Regions from separate parts of the Homo sapiens genome. Here region 2 is linked to region 1. Evidence: read pairs that join two places in POLR2A ChIA-PET (ENCODE). Cell type or tissue: Panc1. All regions are shown on one strand. Each heading gives the region's core, and the rest is flanking DNA. Links, peaks and the distances in the headings are about the cores only.

Evidence for each region. ChIA-PET counts read pairs that join two places held together with the same protein. Peaks named below come from ENCODE experiments on the same cell type or tissue, not always from the same donor. Only the 100,000 strongest peaks of a DNase experiment are listed, where the experiment ranks them.
Region 2: POLR2A ChIA-PET joins it to region 1 with 5 read pairs; 2 of 35 experiments call an interaction of 5 or more read pairs at or near these places.

What each region holds. Positions count from the first base shown.
Region 1 is chr1:9,568,613-9,573,388 of GRCh38, forward strand. SLC25A33 (solute carrier family 25 member 33) reads left to right here. Exons shown (of 7, transcript NM_032315.3): 4 at 1,646-1,746; 5 at 4,734-4,776. Among named protein-coding and RNA genes, the nearest start is that of TMEM201, 18 kb to the right of the region's middle. In Panc1, for the core only: no CTCF peak of the experiment used is centred there; no DNase peak of the experiment used is centred there.
Region 2 is chr1:9,343,565-9,347,092 of GRCh38, forward strand. All of the region lies in intron 1 of SPSB1 (splA/ryanodine receptor domain and SOCS box containing 1), which reads left to right. Among named protein-coding and RNA genes, the nearest start is that of SPSB1, 52 kb to the left of the region's middle. In Panc1, for the core only: no CTCF peak of the experiment used is centred there; no DNase peak of the experiment used is centred there; H3K27ac peaks cover 1,037 bases.

The DNA of each region.
Region 1 (4,776 bases), core at 1,025-3,524:
AGGCCGAGGCCGGGGGATCACGGGGTCAGGAGATCGAGACCATCCTGGCTAACGCGGTGAAACCCCGTCTCTACTAAAAATACAAAAAACTAGCCGGGCGTGATGGCTGGCACCTGTAGTCCCAACTACTCAGGAGGCTAAGGCAGGAGAATGGCATGAACCCGGGAGGCGGAGCTTGCAGTGAGCTGAGATCGCTGCACTCCAGCCTGGGCGACAGAGCGAGACTCTGTCTCAAAAAAAAAAAGAGAAAATGAAGTCTTACAACAAAAATGAGAATGTTGTCTTATATAGGGTGAAGACCAAAAGCTTATAGAATTCTTCCAGATCAGTGCTCCAATTTAAACATAAATCGGCTGGGCGCAGTAGCCCACACCTATAATCCCTGCACTTTGGGAGGCCGAGGCAGGCGGATTACTTGAGGTCAGGAGTTTGAGACCAGCATGGCCAACATAGTGAAACCCCATCTCTACAAAAATACAAAAATTAGCCAGGCGTGGTGACATGCATCTGTAATCCCAGCTGCTCGGGAGGCTGAGGCAGGAGAATGGCTTGAACCCAGGAGGTGGAGGTTGCAGTGAGCCCAGGTCACGCCACTGCACTCCAGCCTGGGTGACAGAGCGAGAACTCCATCTCAAAAAAAAAAAAAACACAGATCACCTGGGGATGTTATGAAAAGGCAGACTTTTTTACTGCTTTTGTTCCTTTAGAATTTTGTAGCAAGTATGTGTGATGTATTTAAAGACAGAAAGTACTAGTCTGTGAGATGATCTGGGGTGTGCCTTATTCATAGATGGGAAACCTACTGCCCATCTGTAGTAAATAAAGTGAGAAGAGCCCTCGCTGCTCACAGGCAATGCTCCTACAGTGTAACCCTGGTAACCTGATGCAGATTCCTGACTGCCTCACCCATTAGGGGAAATGGAAGACTTTTAAAACACAACAATGATAAGTAGTTAAGATCCTAAACTGCAAAATATATTCTATGATTGATTCATTGACCAGCAGAAGAAAGAAACATTTTCCCTGCATTGCTGGTGAAAGAGCAGGAAAAATCCCAAGTAGCTCCTATTTCCCAGCCCCAACAAGAGGGAAGACAGCAGGGGGAAAAGTGAAGAGAAAACAAGGGTGACGGGACCACTTTGCGGTAGTCAAGGCAGGGGGTGGCGGAAGGGCCCTTTATGAAAACACAGGTATGATATGATGGCTGTTCCTGTGTGTTCCCGAGTCACCCAAAAACAGTTCAAATTATGTTTGACATTCTCATTTTGGCACAGGGTGAAAAAGTGTGGTCTATTCTAGAAACAAAAAAAAAAATTAAAACTTCCAATGTGTTGAAGCTTAAAGGATTAGCATTTATCCAGAACGAAGAATGTAAAAGGACTTTGTAGATGTCTTCCCCAAATCTCACTTTCCTCAATTATTTTTGAACACCTCTGTCACCACTAAATCATTTCTGGAGGGACACACAGGAGCTTCCTGAACGTGCCTGTGGCAGGTTTTGGTTTTAGCACAGGCGAGGACAAGCTTTTTAGTACATGGCAGCATCTTTCCCATTTTATTTTCCGAAAATTTTTCAGGTGTTCTGGAGGGACGTATAAAGTTGCACTGTGATGATTTCTTTATAATGTTCTCTTTGTTCTAACAGGGCTGTATACTTTGCATGTTACTCCAAAGCCAAAGAGCAATTTAATGGCATTTTCGTGCCTAACAGCAATATTGTGCATATTTTCTCAGCTGGCTCTGCAGGTATGTTACCCTAGTGAGTGAAGAGAGGGTCTCTCTCTCACTTTTCTAAAGCATGCATTGTGCCAGTTTTTCCAGGAATTAGAAATTAGCTCCTTGCTTCCTTTGCACCTAAAATTGTTTTTCTAAAGCTTTATGTTACAACCAATAGGAGAGTGAGAGCGGTTTGTAGCTTGATTTTATTTTCCTTGACCACTAAAGCTCTTTATTTGCCCTCAAAATGTACATGTTCTATGCATGCTACTGGTATTTTGTTCTTCTAAAGGAATATTCATAGGTTTTTCATGTCTTCTGTTTGCCCATCAAATGATATAGATAGATAGATATAGATAGATAGATAGATATAGTTTTTTTTTTTTTTTTTTTTTTTGAGACAGAGTCTCACTCTGTCACCCAGGCTGGACTGGAGTGCAGTGGTGCAATCTCGGCTCACTGCAGCCTCCTCCTCCCAAGTTAAAGTGGTTCTTGTGCCTCAGCCTCCTGAGTAGCTGAGATTACAAGTATTTGCCACCATGCCTGGCTAATTTTTGCATTTTTAGTAGAGACGAGGTTTCACCACATTGCCCGGGCTGATCTCAAACTCCTGACCTCAAGTGATCCACCCTCCTCGGCCTCCCAGAGTGCTGGGATTACAGGCATGAGCCACTGCGCCCAGCCCCATCAGATGATTTTCTAAAATTAGAGTTTCTTTCTTCAGATTCCCCACAGGGTCCCACACACCCTGTGTACAATTGGCACTCCTGTCCCCAACTATGGGTTATGCAATGAGGGTGTAGGGCTTGCAGTAGAGTTTCTAGTAGGGTCAGTGACAGCTCATAGGGCATCTGTTCTCTTTTGAGGGAACCATTCCACTTCCTACTGAAAAGCCATAGCGGGACTTCTTCCCCGGGATGTACTTGCAAAACATGAACGTGTAGATTTCTGAGAGAAGGGAAGGCTTTTTTGTTTGTTTGTTTTTGAGACAGAGTCACTCTGTCGCCCAGGCTGGAGTGCAATGGCGCAATCTCGGCTCACTGCAACCTCCGCCTCCTGGGCTCAAGGGATTCTCCTGTCTCAGCCTCCCGAGTAGTTGGGACTATAGGCACGTGTCACCACACCCAGCCAATTTTTTGTATTTTTAGTAGAGGCAGGGTTTCACCGTGTTAGCCAGGATAGTCTCGATCTGCCTGCCTCGGCCTCCCAAAGTGTTGGGATTACAGGCGTGAGCCACCCCACCCGGCCGAGAAGGCTCTTTTGTATAGAGTTCTATGTTCATTTAAACAGAAGGGTTTTTTTTTTTTAATTGGTATTGTTTTGTTTTGATACAGGGTCTGGCTGTGTCACCTAGGCTGGAGTGCAGTGGCATGATCTCAGCTCCCTGCAACCCCCACCTCCTGGGCTCAAGCCATCCCTCCTGCCTCAGCCTCCTGAGTAGCTGGAACTATAGCTGCATGCCACCATGCCCAGCTAATTTTTTTGTATTTTTTGTAGAAATGGAGTTTAACCATGTTGCCCAAGCTCGTCTCGAACTACTGAACTCAAGTAATTCACCTGCCTTAGCCTCCTAGAGTGCTGGGATCGCAGGCATAAGCCACCACGCCGAGCCTAGAAAGATATTTTAGAGAACTTAAATTGGCATTTTACGAAAAATTTGCATCTCCTACCAGTCTGTAAGATGTACACACCAGTTTTGTCTGCCGTTGTTACTCCAAATACAAGTATGACCAACCTGTCTGAATATTTATAGCTAATTATTTCTAGACCCTGAATAGAAAATCTTAAAGTTGCTTTATACAAGGAAGCCATTTCTATGTGATACAGAGCTCTGAGGAGGAAAGGCAGAGTTCCAAAACAGGTAGCCCTTTACTTAAAGATAGGCCAGTAGTGAGTTAGCATAAGCTAACAACTATTAATCTGTTTTGTAACTTTTGCAAAGTTAACTTAGAACCCTTGATAAATAAAGCAGACCTCAAGGAAGTTCTTAAAACCAGTGTCAGCCGGGCTTGGTGGCTCACGCCTGTAATCCCAGCACTTTGGGAGGCCGAGGCGAGCGGATCACGAGGTCAGGAGATCGAGACCATCCTGGCTAACACGGTGAAACCCTGTCTCTACTAAAAATACAAAAAAAAAAAAATTAGCCAGGCGCGGTGGCGGGCACCTGTAGTCCCAGCTGCTCGGGAGGCTGAGTCAGGTGAATGGCGTCAACCCGGGAGGCGGAGCTTGCAGTGAGCCGAGATCGCGCCACTGCACTCCAGCCTGCGACAGAGCAAGACTCCCATCTCAAAAAAAAAGAAAAAACCAGTGTCTTCCTAGTATCAAATTAATCTGCTTCCACAGCACTATAGAGGGTGTGAGGTATTACAGAAGAGATACTGTATGTCAGACTGATACCATGGTGTTGCTTTTTTTGGTTGTCCTAGAATGATTCACAGTGTTAGGTGAGGGAGGTTTGGCTGGGTGTGTTGGCTCATGCTTGTAATCCCAGCATTGTGGGAGGCTGAGGCTGGAGGATCCCTTGAGCCCAGGAATTGAGACTAGCCTGAGCAACAAGGGAGACCCGTCTCTACAAAAAAAAAAAAAAAAATTTTTTTAAAGAGATGGAGAAGGCATACTCACCAAATGGTTATCATATAACCAAATAAGCAGATCAGTCTTAAAAGTTAAATTATTTCTGGATCTGAGGCTTATAAATTGAGGTTTAGGACAGTTACAATTTTCAGTAGGAATCACATTAACACAGATATCAACACCACCACCTACAGGTTGAAAAGACTAGAAGGGATTCTAGAAAATTAAGAGAAATTTATTTTAGATCCAGCAATACCAATAGATGTTACACTTAATGGGGAAACTGAAGCTTCTATCTGCAGGATAGAAATATAACTGCTTCCTACTGTCTTTTTATTAGGCCATTGAAATCCCTATTTCAAAGTTTATTATATGATAATAGACATCTTTAATAAGTATGGACTATGTACAGTGTTGACCTTTACTGTTTTTTTTTTTTCCAGCTTTTATCACAAATTCCTTAATGAATCCTATATGGATGGTTAA
Region 2 (3,528 bases), core at 258-2,757, 230 kb before region 1:
TAAAGAAGTTTAAAAGGCAGGGAATTCATAAGCTCATCACTCTAAACACAGCGACATTTTCATTTCTCCGGGCTCCTTTCTACCTCTTTCCTGAGTATGCCGATACAGTTTTTTCTAGGTTTTAGTCTCACGGCAGATGCAGTTGTGACCTTTTTTTCACTTGACATGGGAAACCTTTTCCCTTGTGCTCTTGTACAGAGATCCTTCCCATTAGCAGGTTTTTTGTTTTTTATTTTTTTGAGACAGAGTCTCGCTCTGTTGCCTAGGCTGGAGTGCAGTGGCGCGATCTCGGCTCACTGAAAGCTCCGCCTCCTGGGTTCATGCCATTCTCCTGCCTCAGCCTCCCAAGTAGCTGGGACTAGAGGCGCCTGCCACCACGCCTGGCTAATTTTTTGTATTTTTAAAAGTAGAGATGGGGTTTCACCGTGTTAGCCAGGATGGTCTCGATCTCCTGACCTTGTGATCCGCCCACCTCGGCCTCCCAAAGTGCTGGGATTACAGGCGTGAGCCACCGCACCTGGCCAAGATAAGTTTTTAAAAATTATGGTACAAGTGTAATCCTGATGGTTTTCATTTAATAGGGATCTGAGATTCTAAACTGTTGAGCCATAATTCCTTGAAACCAGTGGTTCTCAATCTCTGGCCTCATCCTAGTTCCCTGGAGGGCTCATTAGAATGCAGGCTGCCCCGTGGAGTTTCTGATTCAGAAAGTCTAACGGGATCAGGAATTTGCATCTCTGAGTTCCCAGGTGACGCTGACTGATGTTGCTGGTTGGGACCCCACTTTGAGAACCACTCCTGTAAAACAGGGCCTTTCCATCTGCCTTTCCTCACCGCCAGACAGAGGGAGGCCTGTGGGTCTCGTGACGGGACCGAGCAACTTGGGTCACCCCTGTGAGTTGTAGGGCCAGCACCTGCCATGGCATTCCCTGGCTGAGCGCTCTCCTGCACTTGGCATTCACGATTCCAAGCTATCAGGTGTCCCCTGATAGCCTCAGGTGTTGAGAGGCGGCAGGAGGAGGGCAGGGAGCAGCATGTATGAAGCTCTTACTTTGTGCCTGGAGCTTTATTAGGCAATTCTATGGTGACATCATGAACGCTGCCCTTCTTATTCTTATTCCCCCAGGTGGTTTGAGGGCAGCCACCTGGGCCTCAGGGGGCGGATGAGTGGATGCCCGGCCCCCTGACTGTCACGTAGGCTGGGTGGTGGCCCCTGAAATCTCTCTGGGTTGATGCTTCCTGAGTCCTCAGATCCCTTCCCCGGTCCTTTCCTGGTCAGCCTGCTGCTCATTATCCCTGGAGGGACATGAGGGTGACCCAAGGACCACTCCCAGAGGTGACCTTTGCCAGCTGGCACATCCCATGGAGAGAGGTCAGAGTGTCACTGGCTCCCATTCAGGCCTTGGCACCCTGAAAGCCTGGGTTTGGTCGGATCCCCTATGTCCAAGAGACTGCCTTGTTGGGGGAAAGTGGCAGACTTTGGATGCACTCCAGCCTCTTCCTCTCAGGCCAGGCAGCCCTGAACTCTGGAGTCCCACAGGAGGCTAGGCTGGAGCGAGGCCCTTCCAGAGAACCAGCTTCTCTGCAGAGCCTCCTCCTGGGAGTCACTGGGCCCACCTGATCCACCCTGCCTCAAGCCCCCGTCTCCTGCCTTCTGGGGAGCTGCTGGGGGTTGGAGGGCAAAGAGCACCAGCGTCTCTGAGCCTGTCCCCGTGGGTACCCTGTTGGTGGCTCTTTTCTTGGAGATGGCCGTGGGGCTGCTTTTGGGCCTGCCTTTCTGCTTCCACTCTTTGGGGGCGCCCCACCTCCTGTGTGAACCAGATGGGCCCAGTGTGTTACCCGCCGAGGCTAGGCAGTGTCGGTGGTCCATAGTCCACGTTTTATTCCTCTTGCCGTGGGAGGGCATGTCTGCTGCTGTCTGGGTCACCTTTTGGGAAGGTTGCTGTGTGTCCCTGGGGTCCCTCAAGAACTGGCTTCTCGTCTGCATCAGGCACAGTCCGTTGTCCTCGCCACCCTGACTAAGCTACAGCTGCGATATATTGTAATTTTCAGTCTGTTTGACTATCATGCTGGTTTCCCAGGCCATGGCTCCACTGATTCGAGCCCTCTGAAAGTGCTGTGAGTCATCTGGGCCCTTCCATAGGTGTTTACAGCAGGTGCATTTTGGGTCTTTTGAGGTCAGGGACTAGAGCTCTGGACCGTGTGGGATTTTCTCTCCAAAATCACTTGTCAGAACTTTCCAGAAGGATCCTGTTCTTTTTTGTTGATTCTAGGGGCACAGACTTATTTTTATATCCCTCCTTGAGGGGTCCCTCCTCAAGTTGGCAGTTGGCAGGGTGAGGGGTGGAGGGTGGTAACCACGTGTCACAAGCCCTGCTGGTGGTGGCCCCTTTGCCAGGGGCTCCATGGCCCAGCCAGCACGGAGCATGCCCCGAGCCCTTCCACCACCAAGAGTGTCCCTGCCACTCATGCTCAGGATGCTGGAGGGAGCACAGAACCCCAGTGAGCGGGCAGAGCCCAGGCAGCGGCTGAGCCAGGCTGCAGAGATTGATTCTGATAAAATAGCAGATTGCTCGGGGCATGTTTCTCTTGCAAAATCCTGGGCTGCCACCACTGATGTGTGAGACGGGGCGGCAGAGGGAGGGAACTTACGTGATCTTCAGGTGAAAGGAGGCTTTATAAATAGGTCACCTTGTTCCACATCCTGAATTTCATTCTTTCCCCATCTTGGGGCAAAACAATGGTTTTACTGTTCTGGGGTCAGTCGGACACACTGTGGAGGAACTGGGTGTAAGGAGGTGGGTGAGTGTCTGCCACTCGCTGGTGACAGACCCACCTCTGTGCATCCTTTACCTGCCCTTTCTGTCTGTCTGTCCCCAGTCGCTTTGGCTACATCCCCAAAAGAGGGTGTAGCCGTTCCTTCAACAGACCTCTTCCTAAAACACCACCACAAACAGGTAATTTTTAGAGGAAGCAAGGCTCGGGAACAATTGATCTGAAAGCATTTTGGGGGAAGGTGGGGTCTGCAGGGTTGTGGCTTTAATTGAAACACCATCGGGGGGTTGCCGGCAGGTGCTGTGCAGTCTGGCCTGTCTCAGCCTCCCCCAGGGTCTGCTCTCAGTGCCTCATTCCTCCTCACCTCCTCCTCTTCCCTGGCGTTGGTCTATCAGGGGTGGAACAGCCACCGGTGTTTCTGATGGGGCCACCTCACCTGGCCTTTGCCACATGCAGAGCTGCTGTGCAGCTGCCACCTGGCTGGGTATGGGGACGGACCAGCTGTTCTCTTCTTGTGTTCTGGGTCAGTAGAGAGAGACAGCCGCCCCATTTTTACGGGGCTAATTAAAATCTGTAATTTTGAAACAGTATAATCGGAAGTCTTGGGATAGATCACTGTAGAAATAATGTCCCTCTTCGGGATGGCCCCAAAGCTTCCCCAGGATTCTCATCCTTTATTTAAATACCCTTCTGCCAGGCTGGGCATGGTGGCTCACACCTGTTATCCGAGCACTTTGGGTGGCCAAGACAGGA